Linked DNA regions of Mus musculus: all the other regions are linked to region 2. The links are chromatin loops, found by intact Hi-C in ENCODE. Cell type or tissue: heart. All regions are shown on one strand. Links, peaks and the distances in the headings refer to the core of each region. The heading gives the core; the rest is flanking DNA.

Region 1 (5,492 bases), core at 639-4,638, 78 kb after region 2:
CAGCTGGGGATCTAGCTCAGAGGTCAGCTCTTGCCTGGCTAGTACAAAGGTCTAAAATTCAATGTGTAGAACCACAAAACAAAGTTTTTAATAGAAAGTAAAGGAAGGCGGACTGAGCTCTGCCCTGGGGTGCTGGGGGCAGCCAGGCCCATGGACAGAACAGTCATATAGTCTGCTCCCTGCATTGTTTCCTCCGCAGACTTAGAATCCCCTACATAAGCATGTTACTGTTTACCAAAAAGGAAAAGGGCACTCCGTCTTTACCAGTCTCCCTCACTAATCTATTTTTTAAAGTCAGTGGGGAGGGAGGCTATCCTATGCCAAGAGGAAGCTGACTCCAAGCAGCTATGGCCTGTTTCCTACTGATTCAGCTCTAAATTAAGGCTCTTTCCTTTCTTTATCGTGACAATTCACAGCCACTGCAGAAAGTTCAGGAAGAGAGCAAGGAGAAGGAAATACAAACCACGTCTGATCGCCCCGTGCGAGTATGTGCTCTTTAAGGACAGAATCATCTCCTGCTTCTCTCATTCATTATGTTTGCCATTCGTTCTTTGGTTCATTTTTCTCCCAGTCAAACTGCCCATATTTTCTTTTCATTTTTTTCTATGAAGAACTTGCTTTATTGTATGTTATGAAAACATTTTCTCAATGTGTCATTTAACTTACTTGTGAATTTATGTGTGTGTGTGTGCTTGTCCATGGTGCATGTCACAGCACATGTATGGAGCTTGTCCATGGTGCATGTCACAGCACATGTATGGAGCTTGTCCATGGTGCATGTCACAGCACATGTATGGAGCTCGGGGACAATTTGGAGACAGTTCTCTCCTTCCATATGTGGGTCCTGAACTCACACTGTGAGGCTCGGCCTGAGAGTCATTTCATGCTTGATGTAGAAAGATTTTAATCACTGGAAATTAGGTCTCCTGGCCTTTCACAGTGTCTTCTTCTAATGTTCCTGAGACACGTTTGATGCCATTATAGTCACATAAGTTCTCTAAGACTTTATTTCTGTATGTTCCATTTTCATCTAGCTACACGTTACTTTTAGTGGCTCACTGGAAGATGCTTTTCTTACCTGGGCATCATACTTGACAGCAGCAGAGAGCAGAGCAATAGCATTCTCCTCACAGATTCCTTGCTTGATAGTTTGTTGACAGAGCTTTTTCAACCGAGTCTCACTGTAAAATGTAGCCAGATCTAGCAACCCTGATGGAAAGGAGAATGTATTGTGGGTGCGCTCTGAGCGCCTGACCATTGAGGTGCAGTGCTCAGAGGGCTGTGAAGGGCTTCCATCCGTCGGGCAAAATGAGCTCTGCAACTCTGAAGCCGCCTTCACAGCACCCCGGGAAGACAGCTGAGCTGAGCTGACACTGACAACGGATAGGAGTTAACATCAGAATGGCTTGAATAATTTTTCCTAGAAATGAAACAGGTTTGTGTTTCTCTGAATTCCCCTCTCCTGGGTCAGCAGAATCTTTGGAGGCCACGCCCACCAGCACACATGTTGTCACGGAATTAAAAAGAAAGCCGGTTGGGTTGGGAGTGGGCAGTGACACAGTGCACAAGCTCAGCAGGCCAAGCCTGCCTTCAGTTCCAGCACCAGATAACACAAAGGAATCCCCTGTCGTGGGCACATCTGCCTCCTGTCCTCCAACCCATCTTTCTGCCCCGCTTCGCTTCAGCATCACTCCTGGAGAGCAGTCTCTCAGAGAGCAGTCTCATTAGCTGTCGCTCTCACTTGCCACTGTCTGAAGCTGCCCCACGGTTGAGTCTTCCCACACATAAATGGGCTTCACTGTGCCAAATTCAAAGACTGATCTGGAGTCCTCTTATTCAATACTCACCCAGAGTGTACTGTGGGGACATACATGCTCTGACCCCGGGCACTCTGTTACTTGCTAATGTTTCTTTTCTCTTTAATCAGTGGCTCTTCTTTTGTTCTCTTGGCTAGGCTATTTTCCCTGGGCATGACCTGGTCTTCAACCCTCACATTCTTATTCATTGATTTCTCCAAATGAAAAAAAAAATCTATTACCTATATAATAGATTTCAGATTGTGAAATGTTTAACTGAGTTACCTAAAATGCCCACTTTCACAGCCGAGTGTAGCAGACATGGCCTTGATCTACTCTGGGGCAATGACAAAGAGATCTTCTAGGGCTCTGCATTCACAGACAAGATTCGCCATCTGCCCTTCCTTCCATGCTTGCCTGTGATGCTCCAGTGGTGATCGATGTTGACCTCTTACTAGAGCTACCCACTCAACCTTCATATGTAGTAGTGACAAGGGAAGTCTGCGTTCTGGGCCTGAGGGTGTAGCTCAGTGGCAGAGTCTGAGAAAAGGCAAATGCTACATCCAAGGACCAAAAAGAGAAAAGCGCAGGCTCAACATCACCAGAAGAGCTCCTGCAAACATCGCAGTGTCTGTCTCCTGGCCTGGAAAGAAGCCACCTTCCTAATTATTCAACATTTGCCAACTTGGTGGTAAGGTCTCTGATGATTACCTACTGCCTCCTCAGGAGATAGGCTGATGTTATCTGTGTATAGATACTCCAGGAAAGCTCGGAACACAGGATACGAAAACTCGCTCATTTCTACAATATCGTCTTCACTGTCTTCTAATGAAGAACGAAAATGTTCACACCTGAAAGAAGAAAGGAAGATCATAGCCCAGGTTCTAGACTGGAGTCAAGGGACTACCTGAGGACTTTCTCTTGAAGCTGTATACCTTTCCTGTTTGCTAGTCTGTCAAAACTTGGTCCCAGGGTAGCAATAATAGGAGGTGGTAGAACCTTTAAGAGGTAGGGTTAGAGAAGGGAACTTAGTGTGGGGTCTATCACTGGGGCAATGCACTGAAGGGGACTTATGGAGACCAAGCTCCTCTTTGACCCCTGATTTGTGACAGTAGTAGGGTGGTTCCAGTAGGCAGTTCCCACCAAGATATGGTGCTTTTCAGGAGGCCCCAAACAAAACCTCCAAATCAACCCCAAGCCAGGGTAAGCTTTCAAGCTGGAGTTACAGTTCAGCCGCACCAAGTAAGCAAATAACCTTTATGTCAGTTACTTATCTCAGGCATTTTCGTACAGGCACAGAACACTGCCAAAAACCTTGTCATTGCCTTGGCTCCTTGCTTTTCAATTGCCTAATCGGCAAGACTGCAAATGCAGCCTGCTGCTGCTGCTGCTGCTGCTGCTGCAGGTGGCCCAGGCATCTGACTCTACATTGCAGCCTACTGCTGCTGCTGTGGGCGGCCCAGCAGCTGACTTTACAATGCAGCCTGCTGGACTGGGGGAGACGGGGGATCTCTGGCCTCCTTCTCACACTGTCTTTACTGATAAGTATTGTTTTTATAACTGATTAATTATGTCTCTTTACTCCATTCTGTCTGAATTATGTCCCTAAAAGTTCCTAGTAACCGACAATGTGAACTTATGTGAAGACAGGCTCTTTACAAAAATCATCATAAGCCAAGTCACTGTGGTAGACCCCAAGGCAATCAGACAAAGGAGAAGCCTGGGACACAGGCAGACTCGGAGAATGCTACGTGTCATGCCTCAGAAAGAGGAAGATTGCCACAGACCACCACAAGCTCAAGTGTAGGCCTGGTTCTTCTCCCTGCCTCAGAGAAAACACCATACTGCTCATATGATAAAGTGCGTTGTCATGGTGTAGGCTGAGCGTGTTCAGTGTTTGCTCTGTCACAGTAAACTAAACCCCCATTTCCTTCGTGAAAGTAGAGGCTCCGTGGTGAGAGTGAACCAGGTGGCACTATGTGACCTTTCAGAATGGGAACTTGAGACCAAAATACCATATTGGGTTTCTGAGTCACGGAAAGAGGGTTTCAATATCTTTGACACAGTGGCAACACAGTCCCAGATCATCATGTTAGGAAGGAAAGAGGCAGGCAGGAAAGAAGAGATGCTATATAATTTCATACATATGAGCTTCTAGAACATGCGTAGTGTGTATGAAAGGAAAAAATCATTGGCTGCTCAGTATGGGACTTAGGATCTTTGGGGAAGGACAGATTTTTCTATCTGAAGGTAGGGTGGTGGCTTCATAGACTGTGACATGGAACAAAGATAAGGTGAATATCATGCACTGCTCACATAAATAAATGTAATTTATTTACATTTATAAATGTAAATGTAAGAAGTGTGATTTAAAACATTTTTGTGTTGGCATCACCCAGGTCCTTCTTGGTCTGGAAAAACCACTTTTTTTTTTCTCCAGCATGGCTGTATCCGAATCCAGCTGTGTTCAGGACTGTCTGTAGGGCTGTCTGCAGGGCTGTGTTCAGGGCTGTCTGCAGACCTGTGTTCAGGGCTATCTGCAGGGCTGTCTGCAGGCCTGTGTTCAGGGCTGTCTGCAGGGCTATCTACAGGGCTGTGTTCAGGGCTGTCTGCAGGGCTATCTGCAGGGCTGTGTTCAGAGCTATCTGCAGTGCTGTGTTCAGGACTGTCTGCAAGGCTGTGTTCAGGGCTGTGTTCAAGACTGTCTGCAGGGCTGTGTTCAGGGCTGTCTGCAGGGCTGTGTTCAGGGCTGCCTGCAGGGCTGTGTTCAGGGCTGTCTGCAGGGCTGTGTTCAGGGCTGTCTGCAGTGCTGTGTTCAGGGCTGTCTGCAGGGCTGTCTGCAGGGCTGTGTTCAGGCCCCAGGCAGTAAAGTTAAATCAGAGCATCTGGCTCTGTTCCAAGGGCAAAACTTATTTATTCAGCACTAAGCTACAGCCAGAACTTCCATGGCTTATTCCCTGAACAAACCCAGTACTTGTGGCCCACCTTGCCTTCCACATCTTGTCTCATTCCCCCACTCCTACCCCATTGACACTGTGTGCTTTAAGGGCACAAACAGCCTCATCAGAGCTGCCTCTTAATTACTCAAGTGTCTGGCACAGTTCCCTTACTCAAGAGTCAGGATATCTGAAGTGATTGATAAATGAATTAATTTCACTCCTCAAAAGAGACCAGCTCTTACGAATTATTTTAAACATCTATTTAGTGTGACATACACCCACAACAGCAGGCATGTAGAGGACATGAATGGGAGCCAGCTCTATCTGCCTACCCACCATCTGGGTCCCAGGGATCATTAGACACTCTTGCCCACAGAGGCCCACTCTTACCTAATTTTGAGAAGGACTTTGTGAGCATAAATGTATTTTCCATCAACCAGAAACTTGAGGTCTGCAGTGTCAGGGTTGTCAAACTCCCTCTTCAGAGACTCGGCCACAGTGAGGTGGTCGTCAGGTTCTAAGGGAAAGCAACACAGTGCTTCTGGGTTCAGTCATAGTTGAACATGACGGCAAGGAGGAGGCCCCTACTCGCTGGGCATTCCAGAAATGCTGAATCCCCCAAACAACTGACAGCTATACAAGGCTTTTGCCTCTGGGTATGGATTCACGCCTTTGAACATTCATTGTAAACTTGCCAAAGCCAAAAATGTTCCCAACTGTTTCACTAACTGAATCAGATTTAAGATGTCCGAATGTC
Region 2 (5,492 bases), core at 1,031-5,030:
GTATGATGGCATTCTTTCCTCAGAATCATCTTGCAAGATTAGAAAAGGTAGTTATTAGGTGCAGTCAGGCCTTGGAGTACAGCTATGGAGGTGCAGTAGAGCAACAGTGCAGCCAGGGATTGGAGGGTGTTTGCCAGTGAGTTTAGGGTCAAGACTGGAAGTTGTACCTGCATGGAGCCTAATGAAGTATAGATTTATATCAGCAGAAATGTTTGGTGACATTTGAAGTGACGACGTGATTGACAGAAAAATGAAAAGTTTCAGTGTAATATTAAGAAACAGGCATTTTTATATTCACACAAATGATCTCAGGAGAGAGCAGACTGAATAGGAATGGAGATGAAGACTCTGCAAAGAAGAGATTCAGGAACTAAGAGACTGAGAGGGTCAGAGCCACCCAGGCAGGACGTGTGTAGCAAGGAGCAATGTGAACAAGGAACTAAGATTTCTGTGCAGAGGGGCCTAGGTGGGCAGAGGCTAAAGGCCTGGAAAAATTAAACTTGTAATGTTCTTTGTCTGAGTTGCTAATCTCTATGAAAAATGCTCTGTCTGGTGATACATTGTGCAACAGCTGTCTCACGTAGGAAACGTGTTTCAGCTTTCTTCCGTTAATAGCGATATGGCTCTCTCTCCCTTTATTTAGTTTGTAACTTATCTGTGTCATTTTCTTCAAGTGAATGCGTATCGCCCTAAGGCAGTGCATCATTGGATCTTGATCTGGGTTTTTATTGTCATCAGTTGGATAATAATCTTTCTTTGAGACATTTGAAATATTTCATTTCTCTGTCTCTCATCTTCCTCTTTCCTTTTTGTCCCTTCCCCCACTCCTCTATTCTCTCTGATTTTTGTTTGTTGTGTGTTTGTTTTTTTTTGGTTCTTTTGAGGCAGAGTCTCCTGTAACCTGTTTGTGCTGCAGTCATTGTTCAGAACAGTCTTTCTGCCTTGTATCCCAGCTTCTGGGATTATAAGCATGCCACCATGCTCAGCTTCTAGAAGTTTTACATCAGTGTGATTAGTGATATGGCTGGAATTCAATTCTCCTGGTGCTGTCTTCTTAGCTGTCTCTTTGTTCATTTTCCTCCTTTTGGCCTTCTTCTGCATTGAATATTTTAATCCATTTTATCTTCTCTGTAGGCTTACTACTTAGACTCCTTCGTTTTATTTTTTAATTAGTGGTATTAATTTAAGATTTATAACATGTGACCTTAATATCTCAGTCTACCTTTGAATATTATTTTACAACTTTCTGTGTAGTGTAAGGATCTAGCAGCCAGGTATACAGGACACAGTACCTTACTCTGGAGGCAAAGCAGGAAAATTACTTCCATCTAGGAGTTCAAGGCCAGCCTGGGCAGCAGAGTAAAACTTTGTCTTAAAAACAAAATAAATAACGAATTAACTAACATAAAAATAAACAAACAAACAAAAGGAAGGGTGGTGGATAAGAATGGGAAAGAGAAACATTTGAGCAGAATACTTACCATTTGTCTCCCAGCTTTGGGGCTGTTACTGTAATACATATTATCTCACCAGAAGTTATAAAAGCAGTGCACTGGTGTAAGCTCTGCTGTAGCGCATCCGTTCTCTTCCCTCCATCCGCCTTCCTTCCTTTAAGCCCTGGATGGCCTACAACTCTATAAGCCAGGCTGACCTCAATTTCACAGCGATCCACCTGCCTTTGCCTCCAGAGTGTTGGGATTAAAAAAGCATGAAGGACCATGCTAAGCCCATTGCTTGTCTTTTAGAGAAAGAGAGAGAATAAGATATAAATAAAAAATAAAAAATGTGAGCCGGGTGTGGTAGCTCACGCCTTTAATCCCAGCACTCGGGAGGCAGAGGCAGGTGGATTTCTGAGTTGGAGGCCAACCTGGTCTACAAAGTGAGTTCCAGGACAGCCAGGGCTACACAGAGAAACCCTGTCTGGGGGGGGGGGGGGGAGTATTTTTATTTATTTACATGTTTTTCTTTCTGGTGTTCTTTATTTTTCATAGAGATTTAGATTTTCATCTGATTTATTTTCCTTCTTTCTCCAAGAACTTTTTATTCATTCATTTAAATTTTTTTGGGTTCACATCTATCTGTAAGGACTATTTCAACTTTTGTGTGGCTGGAAAAACAGGTCACTTCATGCTTGGAAGCTATTTGACTAAGCAAAGAAATCTAGGTTACAGCTTTCTTTTCCTGTTTAAACAAGCTGCTGTACTGTCTGGGTTTGCCTCCCTTCTGAAGTCACTGTGGTGTTTCTCTGCTGGGGAAGATTTCCTCTTTCTGGCTCCCTGTAAGATTTTCCCCCTATTGTTGGTTCTCATCCGTTTTCCCATAGCATGCCTTTATCTTGTCTCTGCTTTGGGTGTGTGGAAGTGTAGGATGTATCGCTCTTGGACAGCCAGGCCCTTAAGCACAGGTTAGGGTGTTCGTATTGACCTCTCTGCCTTCTCTTTTGAGGTCCCTCTTTTATGTGTATGTTAAGTTGCTTGTGGCTGTTGCCACACCCCTCCTCCTCTTTTAAAGGATGCTTGTGTGAGGTAGTTCATTTTAGAGGTTTCTATAGCTGTACCTTCAAGCTTATTGGTATTTTTCTTCTGAAGTATTTAATCTGCTCTTAATTTTATGTGCATACTAGACACTATATTTTTAACTCTAGAAATTTTTATTTAGATTCCTTTTATATCCCTTTAACAGATTTATGCTCCTTTGCCTTCTTGGACACATGGAACATAGGTGTTTATAACTTTTTAATCATCTAACTGCTTACTCTAATGTCTATTCTTTTTAGATGTGTTCCTATTGACTGATTCTCTCCTTTCTAACAGCCACTTGGTTTTTTTGCCTCTTGGTGATTTGTTTTTTGTTTTGTTTTTCGAGACGGGGTTTCTCTGTGTAGCCCTGGCTGTCCTGGAACTCACTCTGTAGACCAGGCTGGCCTCAAACTCAGAGATCCATCTGCCTCTGCCTCCCAAGTGCTAGGATTAAAGGCGTGCACCACCACTGCCTGGCAGTGATATTTTACTAGACGTTAAATATTGTGAATTTTGCCTTACTGGTTCCTGGATATTTTCATATTCTTAATAATATTCTTGAGTTGTGCTTTGGGACACATTTAAATTGTAAGTAGCTTAATTGTTTTGTACTCCCTCCCCTCCCTCCAGCTTTTTCTTTTTCTTTTTCTCTTCTTTTTTCTTTTTTTGTTTGTTTCTTTCTGATTCCAGAAACTTTTTCTAATTTCCCCCACTATCCAAGAGGTGATCTTGTAAGTACTTTACCTGCTGCTGCCTGTAGATGGATCATAAGCTCGTCTACTGTGGCAGGTAGGAAGCAGTTTGGACTCCAGCAGTGCCTCTGCTCCCCCAGGGCTTCTTCGTCTTTAGTCCTGGGGAGTTATCTCATGGGTGTGGACTGCTGTGCCCCAGCTGAAGTGGGTCTCCACAGACCTGCTCAGCTCTGTTGTGTGAATCCTGTCCCCTCAGTGCTGTTGACTTGTGTTTGTTGGGAGCCAGTGGGTTTCCATTCCCATCATTGTCTGTCGGTGTTTCGGCTAGGATACTTTCCCTGCAGTGGGCTGCAGCATGCTGTCTCATGGGACTCTCGTGGGCCTTTGTCCTGCTGCTCACCATTTGAGAACTGTTTTTTTGTTTTGTTTTGTTTTGTTTTGTTTTGTTTTGATTTATTTATTTATTTATTTATTTATTTATTTATTTATTTATTTCAGTTTTGTAGTTGTTTAAAACCACAAAATCTGGTTCTTGTTCTCCAGCAGGGCTGTCAGTTTCTAAGTGAAAGGCTTCATGATTGGTGAGATCCATATAACTATGATGTCGAAGTCCCTGAGGACTGTTTAGGACAGTGTTTCTGTGGGGGCTGTTCTGGAGTACAGCTGACTCTGTGGAGACACCGAAGTGCTAGTAGTTCATTATTTCCTCTTAATACTATCTAGAAAACCACAAGAAAGTTGTGTCTGTAAATACTGACAGACGTGGCTGACTCAGTCACCAAACACAAGGGAGTTTGCTTATGCAGCTAATTTGATTACTATGTTCTTATACATTAGTTTTGATCACTATACTCTTACATATAAAGGTTAAACATTTTTCTTGTCAGTTCTTTCCCCAGATATTACATGAAGCACAGTATTATACACCAGTACTATGGTAGTAAGTGACTCAGCCTGTTTGAGTCCTGATTTGGTAGCAAACTCACAAACAGATTTTTGAGATGTTTTGGTATCTTTTGAAAAGTCAGTGTTGACAGGAAGTGAACACAAAAGGGAGAAAAGCCTGTGGCTCTGTAAAAGCCAAGGAAGGAGCCAAAGAAAGAACCTGTATTGTCTGGTTCCGTGGTGAATCATTAACCTCTGGTGCACTGGGCACAAAGGTTGCGTGCCTGCCTGTGCTATTGGCTGTGAAACAATACGCTGGCTTTTTTTTTTTTTTTTTCTTTTTAAGTTACAGTTTACAAAGAATTGTGCCTTACAGGAAAACAATTGAATTGTGAGATAATGATTACTTGACTTAGTAACTTTTAAAACTGTGGGTTAGGACAATGACACAGCGCAGGCCATGTTGACAGTTACACAAGAACCAGGGGACTGGAATGTGATTTTTTTCTACCATGTGATTTTTTTTTCTTAAAATCAATTCTTTCTGAAAACATATCTTACCATGATCCATTTTCTCTTTAATATCACACCTCTATTTTCCACAATTCACTGTTATGGTCTTGGGTAACTTGGGAGACTTGACTTCACAGTCAAAGTGAAAAATATTTTATTTTGTTCAGAATACATTGTTGATACTGGCTGAAATAGGGCTCAGGGATATTCTAGGTTGTGTGTCTCTGACAAAAAGAATTACTTCATAGTTTCTAAATTATTTAAGAAAAGCCCTTTTTTTTTCCCAAGACAATACCGGGCCCTCATTTTCCTCTTCTTCTTTACTTCCTTTCTCCTTCTTTCTGCATATCAGCCATTTGGAAAGAACTGCAGTTGCCCAAGTGAAAGAAACAAAACATGAGAAATAGCCCCAAGCCTCCAAGGAACTTGTGATCTAGTAGAGAAGTGAATTACAGTGCTGTGCTGAGCTATGGCAAAAAAAAAAAGGAAAAAAGGAAGGAGGAAAGAGGGAGGGAAGGAAGGAAGATGACAGACCAGTAAGAGTCAAACTAGTGAGCACACATGGATGAGAGACTGCTTACAACAGATTTGGGAATGTGCAGCGATCGAGGATATGAAGGTGGCCCTAACAGTTACCTAAAACCCAGCATTCAAAAGCTGCAGCAGCAGTTTGTTTTCTGAGTTCTAGGCAGGCCTAGGTCACAGAAGGAGACCCTATATTCACAAACTAATGCACAAAGCAACCCCTCTGCAAATTACTCCTGATGAAGATGAAAAGCCAGCCATGAGTAAAAAGGAGGTATTTTATACAAGGGAAGACAGCAGACAATTTTCTGCAGTAGCTTTGTGTGCTAGTGGGGTGGGAGGGTTCTTGGAACAGTCT
Region 3 (5,492 bases), core at 639-4,638, 45 kb after region 2:
CATGAGTAAATGTATAAAATTCAGATTCCTTCTCTCAGAAGTTGTATTTGTAGTGGTACTCTTAAACTAAATTTCTGTCACATCATTTTGCACCAGTACAGTTTATAATTTTCAAGTTTATGTTCCACTGATATTTATATAAAAATGCATGGTAAGAGCTTTTCTTTTAGGATTGGGAAAGAGAATAATCACTTGCAATTCCATTATTTAAAAATAATGTCTCTAATATTGTTTTTTAGGTTTTTTTTTTTTTCTTTTTTGGTTTTTCGAGACAATGTTTCTCTATATAACCCTGGCTGTCCTGGAACTCACTCTGTAGACCAGGCTGGCCTCGAACTCAGAAATCCGCCTGCCTCTGCCTCCCAAGTGCTGGGATTAAAGGCGTGTGCCACCACCATCCTCCCGGCTCTAAAATTGTTAATGGAAATTTCCAACACCTATGCTGAATAATTACCGACAGAACCAAAGGAAATCGTATTTTGTCTGTCTGATTTCACAAGATCATATGACCTTTCCCTTCTGCCTTGGTTTCATAATTTAATAGCTAATTCAGCAAGTATTACTGAGCCTTGTGTATGGAATGCTGCTAATACTAGGGGTCATTTATTTAAGGAAAACAGCCTTGGAGGTTAGGCTATTGTTTAAATGCTACTTACAATAGTATAAAGGAATTTAATGTTTCAAAAAAAAATCCCCTCATAATTGAGAATGGACAGTAAGCAGGCCCTTTCACCTTCTGTCTGCAGTGTACCGTCTAGCATATCTCCGACTAAATACACTCTGTGCACGCCTTCTGTCTGACCACCCAGAGCTAGAGCACATCATCTGGACTCTGTTTCAGCATACATTGCAAAATGAGTATGAGCTCATGAGAGACCGACATTTGGACCAGGTAAGAAAAGCAGTCACTTCCCCATCGTTTCTTCCTGCTCATAGTTGACTGTGTGCTATATATCACATTCAAGTGACCATCTACATTAGCTTAGTAGTATATATTACCATACATTGTATAACATACATAGAGTTCCTTGTTGAATACCATTTATATTTTTTATATAGCTTTTACAAATTAGAGGTATATATTTTAATAACTATTTAATGACACAAACATTTAACCTTTTCTGTATTGTGATAAGCTAGATTTCATTTTACTGTGGAAATGACATGAGCCAGAGACCAGCCAGCTATCTAACCAGGAGATATGGTGTATGCCTGTAATCACAACTATTCTTGAGAGGCTGACTCACAAATTTGAGGACTTGCCAGCACTACATGTTAAGTTCAAGACCACTCTGGCCACTTAGTGAGACTCTGTCTCAAAATTCAATAATAAAAAAGCTGGTGTTGTAGTTCAGTGGTGAAGCATTTGCCTGTCATACACAGAGCACTGGTGCTCTGATCCTAGTAACAAAAAATGATTTACAGCCGGGTGGTGGTGGTGCACGCCTTTAATCCCAGCACTCGGGAGGCAGAGACAGGCGGATTTCTGAGTTCGAGGCCAGCCTGGTCTACAAAGTGAGTTCCAGGACAACCAGGGCTACACAGAGAAACCCTGTCTTGAAACAAACAAACAAACAAACAAACAAAAACAACAACAACAAAAAAAGATTTACAAAGAATCAGAGACTCCAAAACAGGAATGTGGGGAGGGGAAGGAAAGTGGGGCTTATAAACAGAATAATTCCTCCTAGCTTCCTTTTTCTTCTTAAAGGGGATAAAAAACATTTAGAGGAGTGTGTGCAGTTTATCAAAGCATACATTTTTAAATGTATAGTTCAGTGATTTAGTATATTTGTAGAGTTGTAAAACTACTAACACAATCTATTTTATTTAAACCATTTTCTCACACCAAAGAGAAACTCTGTTGTCTCTAAGAGTCCTCAACAACATAAATCTACTTTCTTTTTCTGTAGATTTGTCGAATCTGAACATTTTATGTAAATAGAATCATATGTAATTTCATATTTAGGGTGTGTGTGTGTGTGTGTGTGTGCGCGCGCGCGCACGTGTGTGCAGGTGTGCAGGGTAGGGTCCTGACTGAGTTCTATGACCTTGCAAATCCTAGGCAAATGTTCTTCCACTGAACTTCGTCCCCAGCCTTGAGTGTGGATGGCTTCTTTATAGAGCACAGGTTCAAGGTTCATCTGTGTTGTAGTTTCTGTCACATACTACATTATGTTTATAATTCATCAGTTGATAGAAACTGGATTATTTCTTCTTTGATGTATTATGAATAATGTCAATATTCATATATAAGGTTTGTAAAACATGTTTTTATTTTTCTATGTATATGTAAGTAAAATTTCTGGGTCATATGTTAAATCTTTAACCTTTTTGAGAAATGGCAGGGATATTTTCTAAAATGGCTTTACCAATTTATGTTTTATTTTTAAAGATTTATTATTTTTAAGTGTGTGTGGGAGGGTGTTTCTATGTGTAGGTACATGCATGTTTACAGTATCTGTGAAGGCCAGAGACATTGGGTCCCCTGGGGCTGGATCATAGGCATATGTAGCTGGTAGCTAATGATAGCGAACATCTGCTTTAGAGAAGTGTGTGTTAAAATCCTTTCTGAAAAGACAGCAAGAGTCTTCCTCACTGAGCGTGGCGGTGTGCAAACAGACCTCAAACTCACAGAGCTCTGCCTAAGTCTGCCCCTCAGTTCTGGAATTAAAGGCACAGCCACCACAACAGGCGGCAATGATTTAAAAAAAAAATATGTTCTGTATATATCTTTTTCTATGAAATATGTGTTTTGAAAATGTTTTATCCTCTGAGAAACTTCAGGTCATCTTTGGTTTGTTTTTTGTTTTGTTTTTTGCTTCTTTTTTTTTTGTTGTTGTTGGTGGTGATGGTTGGTTGTTTTGGCTACTGGTATTTTGATGTATGAACAAAAACATTGTCAAGTTTGGAGGCATCAAGACCTCATTTTTCCCAAGAGCTTTGTGCTCTTAGTTTTCTGTTTCAGTTTCAATCCACTTTGACTTAGTTTTGCAAGAGGGCAGGGGAGGACTTCTCCCTCCAGTTGTTCCAGCACAGGAGCCCCACCCCCCTCTTTCCTCTCACTCTTTCTCCTTGGTGTGAATCCAGGGCCTCTTACTTTGTGGCAAACACTTCACTGAGCTATGCCCATTCCCACACCATCTCTTGAAATGCATCCTTTTTTTTTATTATTATTCTTTTTCTTTTTCTCTGTTGACAGCTGTTGAAAGTCTATTGATTTTTTTTTTTTTTTAGTGTACACATGTTTATTCCTGAGACTCATTTCCAGTCTGTTATCTATGTAGCTATTTTGGTGAGAATACACTGTCTTAGTTACTATAGCATTCCAATTTTTTGGAATAAAGAGACACAATTGTACTTTGTTCTTTTTGCAAGATCAATTTAACTGTCCTGAAACTTAAATTTCCATGTGAGTTTTAGGACTGACTTGTCATTTTCTCTGAAGATTTTGAAAGAAAGTTCACGGGCTAATGTGTCAGTTTGGGGGATGTCACATGTAGCATGAAGTCTTCAATCCATACGGAGGATGCGGCTCCTTCCCATCCTTCCAGGCTTTAATTTCTTTCAATAATAGTTTATAGTTTTCAGAATACAAGTCTTACATTTATTTTTTTAAAGATTTATTTACTTATTATAAGTAAGTACACTGTAGCCGTCTTCAGATACTCCACTCCACAAAAGGGAATCAGATCTCATTACAGATGGTTGTGAGTCATCATATGGTTGCTGGGATTTGAACTCAGGACCTTCAGAAGAGCAGTTGGTGCTCTTAACTGCTGAGCCATCTCTCCAGCCCCTTACATTTATTTTATTAACTATACTCCTATGTATTCTATTCTCTTTAATAATAAAGGAAATTATTTTTATTTCATTGTTTTGTTGATCTGTGTGATTTTTGTATCAGCAAAGTATTAGCTTCATACAGATAGTTGGGAACTTCTAATTTCAGAAGAACTTTTTAAGAATTGATATTGATATTGAGTCTTTTTCTTCTTGGAATTTTGCTGAATTCACCAATGAGGTCCCATAGGTATGGGGATTTGTGTGTGTGTGTGTGTGTGTGTGTGAACACTTACTGTTTAGTAATTCAAAATTAGCTTTTTTACTTTTCAGTCGATATTGGCATCTGCATAACTTGAGGAACTTAGTGTCATCTTAGTTCTTTTAGTGGTGCATAATTTTCATAATATTCTCATATAATCCTCTTATTTCAGTAAGACTGGTAATGTTCCCAACAAGAATGATATTTTAAACAAAAACATAATTATAACTTAACATGTATTTGGATGTATAAGCTGCAGTACACTGTGTTTTTAAATAGATAGCTATTATTTTATGTTCCTGCCACTTTCTATAAAAGGGAAACCCAGATTCCTAGAGATTTTTTTTTTTTGCAATTCCGAGTTTTATGAGTGAAACGTGAAGATATTAAAGTAGAAGAAGACTATCAGTTGGTCTGTCGTCATCAGTGGCGCTCGGTGGGAAGCTCAGTCATCACACACTGAGCAGGGGTGGGGATAGAAACCTTTGCTCAGAGCAGATGGAAGCAAAAATGGTACAGAAATGACCAACACTTGAACTAGACCAAAAAAGCCGTTTTAAAAATTGATATTTAAGGCCCCAGGGAATCATTTTCAAATCTTAGTTTTACATTTTAAATGTTGTTTTATTGAAAGATACCATATAGAAAATCCATTTATCATAAGGATATGTTCTGATGAAAATTGAGCAACAAAACAGATCCAGCCTACATTCAGATCACAGATCACAACACCATGAGCAATGTAAGGTCTGTCAGCAGCACTTTCTTACTCCCTAGATTATTACATGTCACTTCAGTTGATAGCTTGAAACTTTTCACACAGCCTTAAAACAGTATTCATCATACAATTAGCTTGTTCTAAGAGTTTCAATACTTTTGATATATACTAAAGAACTGAAGCCAAAGTCAGGGTACTTTACAAACTTGGTAGTCAGTCATGAGTAATTGAGTTAGCTGCTTGCATTTTGTTCTGTAAATACAAATGTTTTGATTAAATACCTTATGTAGACTTTTGAACAGCTCAGAATAAGGGGAAAACTCAGAAGAAATTAAATTTCCTTCTTTTAATAATACTTAAAAGAGCCAGGTGAGGTAGTATGGTCCCTCATGCCTCTGTCACTCGCTTGCTAGATTATGATGTGCTCTATGTATGGCATCTGCAAGGTGAAGAACATCGACCTCAAGTTCAAAATCATCGTCACTGCCTACAAGGATCTTCCTCACGCTGCCCAGGAGGTAGGTAGCCGCTCATGGTAAGACTGAAAAATAAATCAGTATTCATAGTTTACTTCAGTTGTTAAATAGAGATCATATATCCTTATTTACTTCTTTAGTGTTGGTTAATTATTTGTAACTGAAGTATAATTATAAAACTATGGCAAACTATGAAATCCAAATCTTCATAAATAGTACTATATTTGTATATAATAATAACTGGGGTATTTGA

The links. A loop is a pair of places that touch in the nucleus more often than their neighbours do. Peaks named below come from ENCODE experiments on the same cell type or tissue, not always from the same donor. Only the 100,000 strongest peaks of a DNase experiment are listed, where the experiment ranks them.
Region 1: it touches region 2 in a loop (3-fold over the local background); 2 of 42 quality-filtered maps call a loop at or near these places.
Region 3: a loop joins it to region 2, with 2.3 times the contacts of the local background. A loop is called at or near these places in 2 of 42 quality-filtered maps.

Annotation. Positions count from the first base shown.
Region 1 is chr14:73,174,150-73,179,641 of GRCm38, reverse strand. Rcbtb2 (regulator of chromosome condensation (RCC1) and BTB (POZ) domain containing protein 2) reads right to left here. Exons shown (of 15, transcript NM_001170694.1): 12 at 5,126-5,252; 13 at 2,508-2,647; 14 at 1,079-1,209. Among named protein-coding and RNA genes, the nearest start is that of Gm52109, 10 kb to the right of the region's middle. In heart, for the core only: no CTCF peak of the experiment used is centred there; no DNase peak of the experiment used is centred there; H3K27ac peaks cover 542 bases.
Region 2 is chr14:73,252,473-73,257,964 of GRCm38, reverse strand. All of the region lies in intron 17 of Rb1 (RB transcriptional corepressor 1), which reads left to right. Among named protein-coding and RNA genes, the nearest start is that of Lpar6, 17 kb to the right of the region's middle. In heart, for the core only: a CTCF peak has its summit at 3,264; no DNase peak of the experiment used is centred there; H3K27ac peaks cover 272 bases.
Region 3 is chr14:73,207,004-73,212,495 of GRCm38, reverse strand. It overlaps Rb1 (RB transcriptional corepressor 1), which reads left to right. Exons shown (of 27, transcript NM_009029.3): 20 at 747-892; 21 at 5,177-5,281. Among named protein-coding and RNA genes, the nearest start is that of Mir687, 2.9 kb to the right of the region's middle. In heart, for the core only: no CTCF peak of the experiment used is centred there; a DNase peak (open chromatin) is centred at 3,045.